2 separate regions of the Homo sapiens genome follow, and region 2 is linked to region 1. Evidence: read pairs that join two places in POLR2A ChIA-PET (ENCODE). Cell type or tissue: B cell. All regions are shown on one strand. Links, peaks and the distances in the headings refer to the core of each region. The heading gives the core; the rest is flanking DNA. Region 1 overlaps SPATA21 (spermatogenesis associated 21). Region 2 has its middle 18 kb from the start of LINC01772.

Region 1 (5,481 bases), core at 305-5,304:
TTTTTTTGGTGAGATGGAGTTTCACTCTGTCACCCAGGCTGGAGTACAGTGGTGCAATCTTGGCACACTGCAACCTCCGCCTCCCGGGTTCATGTGATTCTCCTGCCTCAGCCTCCCAAAGTGCTGGAGTTACAGGCATGAGCCGCTGCGCCCGGCCTGGCTCTGCCATTTAATGAGCCGGATTGCTCTTATGTTGAAGCCCTAACTCCAGTACTTCCAAATGTGCCTGTGTTTGAAGATAGGGCCTTTAAAGAGGTGAGAAAGTTAAAAAGAGGCCTTTAGGGTGGGCCCTAATCCAATCCAACTGGAGTCCTCATACAAAAAGAAAATTTGGGCTAGGTGCGATGGCTTACACCATCTACCCAGCACTTTGGGAAGCTGAGGCAGTAGAATCACTTGAGTCTGGGAGTCCGAGAACAGCCTGGGCAACATAAGAGACTCCATCTCTACAAAAAATTTTAGAAATTAGCCAGCCACAGTGGCACATGCCTGTAGTCCCAGCTACTCAGGAGGCTGAGGTGGAAGGATTACTTGATCCCCGAAGGTGGAGGCTGCAGTGAGGTAGGATCATATGACTGCATTCCAGCCTGGGTGACAGAACAAGGCCCTGTCTCAAATAAATAAATAAATAATAAACGCAAATTTGGACACACACAGAGATACCAGGGTTGCCCATTCACAGATGAAAGACCATATGAGGACAGTGAGAAGACAGCTGTCTGCAGGCCAAGCAGGGAGGCCACAGAAGAAAGCAACCTGCCGACCCCCTGATCTTGGACTTCCAGCCTGTGACAAAAGAAATGTCTGCTGTTTCAACCATCCAGTCTGTGGTCCTTTGTTAAGGCAGCCCGTGCTGACTGGGACGGTGGGCATGGGCAGGCTGCTGCATTCATGTGAGCCTCTATATCCATATCTGTACGATGGCCATGACAACAGGGCACCCTCTTGGAAGTATTCTATGAACTCAGTGCTGGCACACAATAGCCTCTGTTAGCCTGGAAGTCTCTGACAAACAGCGCTGAATGGTAGGGAAGAGGTGGGGCTAGGATTGGTGTTGGGGCACGTGGTGACCTGTCGTGCGCAGGCACACCACAGAAGGAAAAACCAGAGCAACTCTCAGAAGCAGGTGTGATCGCTCAGAATGCCTGGTGGTTTGAGCCACTGGAGCAGGGCAGTCGGCCCTTCAATTACCAGACAGGGATTGGGAGCTGTGGGACCTTGAGTCTCTGAGTCAAAGTGGCATGTTGTTCATGAACTGCTCAAGGAGGTGGGGCAGGGAGAGCTGCACTTAGGAAGGTGGCTAGGGAGTTGTATATCATTATTATTATTACTATTACTATTATTATTTTTGAGACGGAGTCTCTCTCTGTCACCCAGGCTGGAGTGCAGTAGCGCGATCTTGGCTCACTGCAACCTCCACTTCCCAGGTTCAAGCGATTCTTGTGCCTCAGCCCCCTGAGTAGCTGGGATTTCAGGTGCCCACCACCACACCGGGCTAATTTTTGTATTTTTAGTAGAGACAGGGTTTCACCATGTTGGTCAGGCTGGTCTCGAACTCCTGACCTCGTGATCCACCCGCCTAAGCCTCCCAAAGTGCTGGGATTACAGGTGTGAACCACTGCTCCCGGTTGGAGTTGTATATTATTTTATTTTTAAGAGACAGGGTCTTGCTCTGTCGCCCAGGCTGGAGTGTAGTGGCATAATTGTAGCCCACCATAACCTCGAACTCCTGAGCTCAAGTGATCCTCCCACCTCAGCCTCCTGGGTAGCTGGGACTACAGGCTTATGCTACCATGTCCGGCTAATTTTTAAAGTTTTTGTAGATGTGGGGGTCTTACTATGTTGCTTAGGCTAGTCTTGAACTCCTGGCCTCAAGCGATCCTCCTGCCTCAGGCTCCCAAAGTGCTGGGATTATAGGCATGAGCCACTGTGCCCAGCCCTGGTAGAGGGTTTTAATACTAGAAGGGGTGAACTTCAAGGATGGGGTCACAGGGAGCTAGTGAGAGCATCCAGCGAAGACAGAGGAAGGGGCCGCTGTGGCCAAGAGGGTTGCAGGCTTTGGAGAGGAGTAGGGGATGGAAGGAGGATGTACATCCATTCTTCTAGGGCCAGGGTGATGGGGGAGTGGGGTCACAGGGCCCCTTCCTGAGGACAATAGAGAGCAGGGTAGGTGTTCAGAACTTTTTAACTTTTTGGTGCAGGTGAGATGCAGTGGGAATGGGGTACATGTTTAGGCTGGTGGCCTTGTTTAATGGTGAGGGACCATCTAGGATGGGCAGGGTTCCTGGGGCCCTGTCTCCCATCCAGGGTGCTCTGAAGAGGACCAATAGAGCAGGCTTGGGTTAAGGGAAGAAGAAACTATTCCAAAACCTAAAGCACTGTGCAGGGCATCTGTCATTCTCTCAGAGAGGCAGCTCTGGCACAGGGAGAGCGCTGGACTTCGAGTCAGAAGACCTAGCACGAGGCTGGGCGCGGTGGCTCACGCCTGTAATTCCAGACTTTGGGAGGCTGAGGTGGGTGGATCACTTGAGTTCAGGAGTTCGAGACCAGCCTGGCCAACATGGTGAAACTGTCTCTACTAAAAATACAAAAATTAGCCGGGCGTGGTGTCACACATCTGTAATCTTAGCTATTCAGGAGGTTGAGGTAGGAGAATCGCTTGAACCCTGGAGGCAGATGTTGCAGTGAGCTGAGATCGCACCACTGCACTCCAGCCTGGGTGACAGAGCGAGACTCTGTCTCAAAAAAAAAAAAAAAAAAAAGACCCAGCATGAGTTCTGGCCCCCCCAACCCAGCAGCTTTGTGAGCTGGAGCCAATCCCCTACCCTGCCCTGCCCCATAGGCCAAGTGCAGAAAACCCCTGCTGGGTCTGCTACACATGGCGGCAGCCATGTGATCTGGAAAGCACCCCAGTCCGCCCTGCGCCTATAAACCCCCAAGGACCAAGGGTCCTGCCTGTGCTGGGACCTCCCTGACCTCCCTGCCCTCACCTTCCTCTTGCTTCAGGGTCAGTTGCTCCTCGGACTTCTCCCGGTTTTGATAAAGCTTTTGGAGGCTCTGCTCTTCCGGCTCCTGCCTGCAGAGGACAGAACCCCGACCCAGGGCAACATCCGGCCGCCCACCCTGCTGATAGCTAGGGGAGGGGTTGGGGGAGCCTGCAGGAGGAGGTCGTGGGGGAGGCTTTGGGGAGCCCGGAGAGATCAAGAATGGCAGGAAAAAGGAGATCCAGAGGAGAAGTGGGACAGAGGAGAGGGGACTAGAGGGAGACCCCTTCGGGGGAGTTAGAAAAGGGGTCAGAAGTGGGAGAGGAGGCAGAGACATGGGAGATGCGGAGAGGAGACACATGAGGAGAAATGGAGAGAGGGGGACACACGAGGGAACAGGCAGGTGCAGGGACAGGGACCTGCATCCGGGACAAGGCTCTGATCTTGGGGCCTTTCAGGAGCGGGCGGGTGAGCAGCGGGGGCTCCTACCGCGCCTTGGCGTAGCTCAGGGTTCTCTCGCTGCTCTGGTGCAAGAGTTCCATCCTTCTCCAGCCCAGGTCCAGGGCAGGGCCCAGCAGGACAGGGCAAGGCATGGAGGTGGGGACCGGGGCTCCCATGGGGGCAGGTTCTGGCCCAGGAGCTGGCAGCCGGGCCCACGATGGGCCGCTGGCAGGGACCGAGGCAGGGGTCTGAGGCAGGCTTGGAGCTGAGGTGGGCACCGGGGTCAGGGTCCTGGGCGACTTCTGGGCTGTCTGGGACCGGGCCTTCGAGGCTCTCCGATGGGAGGCCTCCATTTTCTCCACCTCCAGCAAGCACTTCATGAAGCCCTGCCGGAAGTTCCCGAGGCTCTGTGTCCCTGCAGCCACCGCGGGCTTCTGAGGCTGCTGCTGCGCACGGTCTGGCTCCCGCCTCTCTCCAATGTCCCTCACCTCCTGGGGACAGGGGAGGGGATCCAGGAGGCCTCTAGTGGGCCAGAGTGTCCCACAAATCTCCTCCCTGCCATCCCCTCTCCAGAGATCCTCAGACTGCCCCTTACTCTCTGAGCCTTTGGAGGATGTACCCCAAATCTCACATGCACCCCACTGTGCTCCTGCCCCACGTCCTCCCCAACACTTGACTTGCCACATCCAAGTGAGCTGTATTTTCTTTTTTGAGACAGGGTTTTACTCTGTCACTCAGGCTGGAGTGCAGTGGTGTGATCTCAGCTCATTGCAGCCTTGACCTTCCAGGCTCGAGTGATCCTCCCACCTCAGCCTCCAGAGAAGCTGGGACTACAGCCGCGCACTACAACGCCCAGCTAATCTTTTTTTTTTTTTTGAGACGAAGCCTTGCTCTGTTGCCCAGGCTGGAGTGCAGTGGTGTGATCTTGGCTCACAGCAACCTCCACCTCCCAGGTTCAAGCGATTCTCCTGTCTCAGCCTCCTAAGTGGCTGGGACTGCAGGTGTGCACCACCATGCCCAGCTAATTTTTATATTTTTAGCAGAGATGGGGTTTTGCCACGTTGGCCAGGCTGGTCTCCAACTCCTGACCTCACATGATTTGCCTGCCTCAGCCTCCCAAAGTGCTGGGATTACAGGCATGAGCCACTGCGCCCGGCCTAATCTTTGTATTTTTTGTAGAGACAGGGTTTCACCATGTTGCCCAGGCTGGTCTGGAACTCCTGACCTCAAGTGATCCTCCGCCTTGGCCTCCCAAAGTGCTGGGATGACAAGCGTGTTCCACCGCGCCCGGCTGAGCCATGGTCTTGAGTGAGTTACTCCTGGTCCCACCACTTGGCTTTGTTCATGCCTGTTGTCTGCCCTCCTGACCAGAAGGTAAGCATTATGAGGGCAGGATCTTGGCTGCCTCTTTTATTCCTGTACACCCACTTCTCATTCACTCAGCAACCCCAGTCTCTCTTGCACCTGTTCCCTCCCCTCAGAGGGACTGGCTATCCCCATTCTGCCTCTTGCCAGGCCAGGCTTTTCTCCCAATCAAAGACACTGTGCTTACCACACACTCTCTCTTCCTAAGTTATCAACTTCGCTTTCCCCACCAGATTACTCCTATCAGCATGTAAATATATTATCATCTTCCCTCTTTTATTTTGAAAGAAATAGGGTCTCGTTTTGTTGCCCAGGCTGGAAGGCAGTGACACGATCTCAGCTCACTGCCACCTTGAATTCCTGGGCTCAAGAGATAATCCCACCTCAGCCTCCCAAGTAGCTGGGACTACAGGTGCTCACCACCAGGCCTGGCTAATATTTTAATTTTTTGTAGAGACAGGGTCTTGTCTTGCCCAGGCTGGTCTCAAAACCCTTGGCCCAAATGATCCTCCTACCTCAGCCTCCCAAAGTGCTGGGATTGCAGATGTGTGCCACCAAAACCGCTAATCTTCCTTCTTTAAGAACAAAACAGGCCAGGCAAGGTGGCTCACGCCTGTAATCCCAGCACTTTGGGAGGGCGAGGCAGGCGGATCACAAGGTCAGGAGATCGAGACCATCTTGACTAACATAG
Region 2 (5,230 bases), core at 231-5,230, 70 kb after region 1:
CAGGTGCACAGCGTACCTGGGTGACAAGGCGGTTCAGATCCAACTTGTCCTGAGCAAGGCTCTCGTTGAGGGCGCTCAGCTTGGACAGGGAGTCCTGCAGGGAGGCCTCCTCTGCCCTCAGCCTGGAGGGCAGGGCCAGAGTTCAGAGGATCCCCTGAGTAAGGTCTAGGGATAGCACTGCTCAGAGCCCAGGCTGCAGCGGACAGCGCAGGCCCCCCCGCCAAGGACCCTCTGCGCTGTGGCCACAACTCTCAGACCCCAGGAGCTGAATCTCAGGATGACCCTGAGCTATAGGCACTGCCCCCAGGAGCATCCAGAACAGCAGGGATACGGCCATAAAGAGAGGTCAGTCCACTTATGGCTGGGACCAGAGGTCCAGAGGTCTGTGGTCTGTGACAAAGATCAGCCTGTATCCAGAAGGAAGGGGTCAGTCTGTGACCAGGCTCAGAGGTCTGCCTGACACTGGGACCAGTTTGTGCCAGAGTGAGAAGGCTTGGGGCTGGGGGTCAGATGTAGGTTTGTGGTTGTGCAGCCAACAGGGACCCACCTTGGTCAGCGCCTCGGCCACCTCGGCCTTCTCGGCCTGCAGCATGTCCCGTTGCAGTGTGGCGCGGCTCAGCGCCTCCCTCACCTCCACCAGCTCCTTGGCCAGGACTGAGCGCTTCCCTTCCAGCTGCTCCAGTTGTCTATGGCTGCAGGACAGAGGGCAGGTGGGTGGCCCATGTCACTTTCCTGCCCCGAATCTCCCACAGCCAGCGAGATGCTTGGCTGTGGACCAGGCCTGAGGCAGGAGTTTGGAGAGAAACAGCCTGAGCCACAGGGCAACCAAGCCCACTACTGCTTAGCTCCATGACCCTGGGCCTCCGTTTCCACATCTGCAAAATGAGGTAACACCTACCTTGTCACATAGTTTCTTTGTTTTCTTTGAGACAGAGTCTCGCTCTGTCGCTCAGGCTGGAGTACAGTGGTGAGATCTCAGCTCACTGCAACCTCCGCCTCCTGGGTTCAAGCCATTCTCCTGCCTCAGTCTCCCGAGTAGCTGGGATTACAGGCATGCACCACCACGCCTGGCTAATTTTTGTAGTTTTAGTACAGACAGGGTTTCCCCATGTTGACCAGGCTGGTCTCGAACTCCTGACCTCAGGCGATTCGCCTGCCTCGGCCTCCCAAAGTGCTGGGATTACAGGCGTGAGCCACCGTGCCCAGCCTGTTTTAAGGCTACAAACTTCACATGTGCTTAAAATAGTGCCTGACACATCTCCCCAAGGACCTTCAGAAACAAGAATAACATGCTCCACCACAGTCTACTAAACATCATCAGCGATCACGTCCCTGAGAGGTAAGCAGCGCAGTGGTGAAGAGGTTAACTCTAAAGGCAGAATGTCTGGGTTCAAATCCTGGCTCTTCTAACTAGCTGTGTGACCTGGGGCAAGTGACATGGCTTCTCTGTGCCTCAGTTTACCGTCCATAAAATGAAGATAACAGCTTCTATGTCACAGTTATCATAGGTTAAATGAGAGAACTGAATTGCTTAAAATGGTATCTGGCACTTAGTGAAATCAGTAAGGATATTATTATGATCATAACTTAATTTAAAAAATACTATCGTTAATATTACTACTGTTATTTTAATTATTCTTGTTATTATCATCCAAGTTCTACCTTTTAACTAGTTCTCTGACCCCAGGTAAGTGAGTACACCTCCCTGAGCCCCAATTTCCTGCAATGGGTCTGGTTAGAAAACCCGACATCAGAGGGGTCCAGATGGTAGGAGGCCCAGGACCCAGTGGGTGCTCCCTAACCCCCGGGGCACTGTCAGGGGACCTGAGGCACATTTGAAGGGCCCTGGCAGGGTGGCGAGATGCTGTTCACCTGTGCTCAAGCTCCCGGCGCACCCGCACACCATCCTGCACTGCGTCCTCCTGCTCTTCCCCCAGCCAGTACCGCTGGCGCCGCAGCTCCTCCTGGGCAGCCTGCAGCTTCTTCCGCTCCTGCCGCAGCTCCTTGGCCTGCTGCTGGGCCACCTGCAGGCTGTGGGCCAGGTTGCTCTTCTCCCTTCAGGACAAGCAGAGGGGATGCTGGGGCTGCTCTCTGCAGGGAAGGTGGCTGGCTGCTCCTCTAGCCATGAGCTATAATCTCCCGTTTTCCAAGGAACCTGCCTCCAGGAAGCCTTCCCTGACCCTGCCCGTAGCTGACTCATTTCACTCACATCCTCCAGCAGAAGAACCTGGCTTTCCTTCTCCCCAACCCATCCACTTGGAGTGGATGGAGGTGCTGGCTTTATCTCCAAGCACCCTACCAGGTAGAAGAGGCCAGGTTAGGCTCCTGGGATACATGGGCAATTGTGCCACCAACCCTGCTAGGCCACGTGACCAGGAAATGTCCCCTATAACAACCCATGCCCCTCAATTCTGGGAAGCCTGATAGAGCTGAGTCTGCAGATCCCATGGCTTCCTGCTACACAGTCACATGGTGGCCACGGCAGGGGAGGGAGGAGAAGGGAACAACTGGGACCCCAAAGACTTGCCGTGAGCTGCCACGTTCCCCACTGGCGGTAGGTGCGAAAAACTTTCCCGATGTGATTTTCTTTTTTTTTTTTTGAGACGGAGTCTTGCTCTGTCACCCAGGCGTGATCTCGGCTTACTGCATGCTCTGCCTCCCAGGTTCATGCCATTCTCCTGCCTCAGCCTCCTGAGTAGCTGGGACTATAGGCGCCTGCCACCACACCCGGCTAATTTTTTGTATTATTAGTAGAGACGGGTTTTCACCATGTTAGCCGGATGGTCTTGATCTCCTGACCTCGTGATCTGCCCGCCTCGGCCTCCCAAAGTGCTGGGATTACAGGTGTGAGCCACCACGTCCAGCAATTTTTTTTTTTTTTTTTTTTTTTAGACAGAGTCTCACTTTGTCACCCAGGCTGGAGTGCAGTGACACAATCTCAGCTTGCTGCAACCTCCACTTCCAGAGTTCAAGCAATTCTCCTGCCTCAGCCTCCTGAGTAGCTGGGATTACAGGCACCTATCACCACGCCCAGCTAATTTTTGCATTTTTAGTTAGAAGTGGGGTTTCACCATATTGGCCAGGCTGGTCTCAAACTCCTGACCTCAAGTGATCTGCCCGCCTCGGTATCCCAAAATACTAATTTTGGGCTAAAATTGGGCTAAAAGGGCACACCCAGCCCTAATTTTTTTATTTTTATTTTTTTATTTTGTACTTTTATTTATTTATTTTTTTGACACTCTTGTTGCCCAGGCTGGAGTGCAATAGTGTGATCTCGGTTCACCGCAAACTCTGCCTCCCATGTTCAAGCGATTCTCCTGCCTCAGCCTCCCAAGTAGCTGGGATTACAAGCATGCACCACCACGGACAGCCAATTTTGTATTTTTAGTAGAGACAGGGTTTCTCCATGTTGGTCAGGCTGGTCTCAAACTCCTGAACTCAGGTGGTCCTCCCGCCTCGGCCTCCCAAAGTGCTGGGATTACAGGCGTGAGCCACTATGCCGGGCCAATTTTTAAAATTTTTAGTACAGATGGGGTTTTGCCATGTTGGCCAGGCTGGGCTCAAACTCTTGACCTCAAGTGATCCACCCGCCTTAGTCTCCCAAAGTGCTGGGATTACAGGCGTGAGCCACTGTGCCCAGTTGACAACGTGCTGTTCAGTAAAACACACTCAGCCTGAATTTTCACTTTTTAAAATTTTTAATTAAATTTTAATAGAGCCAGACACAGTGGCTTATGCCTGTAATCCCAGCAATTTGGGAGGCTGAGGTGGGAGGAGTGTTTGAAGCTAGGAGTTCAAGACCAGCGTGGGCAACATAGTGAGACCCCCATCTCCACATTTCACAGAATGCAAAATGGGATGTTTGCTGTGAACACAACTACTTAAAAAGACCTTCTCCTTTCCAGGCATGGAAAGCCTGGGTTTACTCTCCCATGGACCTGAATTCCAATTCCCACCCTGCCACCCCAGCCACACATGCTGTATGAGTCTGAGCGAGCCTCTCAAGCTTACAACAAAAGAGTTCTGAATTGCATAAGTTTGACAGGAAGACTAAATCACAGAGTATGTATAAAACACTCAGCCAAGAGCCTGGCACACAGTAGGTGTGAAGGAAACGTTTGCTATCTCACTGCCAGGCAACACAGTGGGAAGGAAAACCAGTGCCCTACATGAGTTAGGATGGGCAGATGAGGCTGTGAGAAGGCGAGGTCTTTTTATTTCTATTATTTTTCAAACTTTTCATTAGATGGTTACATTTATGAAGAGAAAAACCAAACAACAAAATATCAAAAACAACCTGGCAGCTAAGTGGATAATTTCTTGTCTTAAAAATCTTCAAGGTGCAAAGAACGGTGGCTCATGCCTGTAATGTAGCACTTTGGGAGGCCGAGGTGGGCGAATCACCTGAGGTCAGGAGTTCGACACCAGCCTAGCCAACATGGTGGAACCCCATCTCTACTAAAAATATAAAAATTAGCCAGGCATGCTGGCAGGCATCTGTAATCCCAGCTACCAGGGAGGCTGAGGCAATTGCTTGAACCTGGGAGGCGGAGGTTGCAGTAAGCCAAGATCGTGTCATGGGCAACAAGACTGCGGAAAAAAAAAAAAAGTGGATAATTTCTTGTCTTAAAAATCTTCAAGGTGCCGGGTGTGATGGCTCACACCTATAATCCCAGTACTTTGGGAAGCCAAGATGGGTGATCATTTGAGCTCAGGAGTTAGAGATCAGCCTGGGTAACATGGCAAAACCCCATCTCTACAAAAAACAGAAAAATTAGGCAGGCGTGGTGGTGTGTGCCTGTAGTCCCAGCTACTCAGGAGGCTGAGGTGGGAGGATCACTTAAGCCTAGGAGGTGGAGGTTGCAGTGAACTGAGATCGCACCACTGTACTCCAGCCTGGGTGACAGAACGAGACCCTGTCTCAAATTAAAAGAAAAAAACAATCTTCAAGGCTAGGCATGGTGGCTTATGCCTGTAATCTCAGCATTTTGGGAGGCCGAGGCAGGGGAATCGCTTGAGGCCAGGAGTTTGAGACCATCCTGAGCAACACAGCAAGACCCCATCTCTGAAAACAAACAAACAAACAAAAAACTCCAAGAAATACGGTCCAGAATAGCGCTGTCAATAGAACTCTCTGAGATGACAGAAACATTCTATGGCCATGTGTGGTTGATGAGTGCTTGAAATGTGCCTAGGGCAACTAAAGAACTGAATTTTCTTTTTCTTTTTT

The links. Peaks named below come from ENCODE experiments on the same cell type or tissue, not always from the same donor. Only the 100,000 strongest peaks of a DNase experiment are listed, where the experiment ranks them.
Region 2: POLR2A ChIA-PET joins it to region 1 with 7 read pairs; 4 of 35 experiments call an interaction of 5 or more read pairs at or near these places.

Annotation. Positions count from the first base shown.
Region 1 is chr1:16,406,128-16,411,608 of GRCh38, forward strand. SPATA21 (spermatogenesis associated 21) reads right to left here. Exons shown (of 13, transcript NM_198546.1): 6 at 3,474-3,916; 7 at 2,991-3,076. Among named protein-coding and RNA genes, the nearest start is that of SPATA21, 29 kb to the right of the region's middle. In B cell, for the core only: no CTCF peak of the experiment used is centred there; a DNase peak (open chromatin) is centred at 2,874.
Region 2 is chr1:16,476,383-16,481,612 of GRCh38, forward strand. It overlaps the pseudogene CROCCP3. Among named protein-coding and RNA genes, the nearest start is that of LINC01772, 18 kb to the left of the region's middle. In B cell, for the core only: no CTCF peak of the experiment used is centred there; no DNase peak of the experiment used is centred there.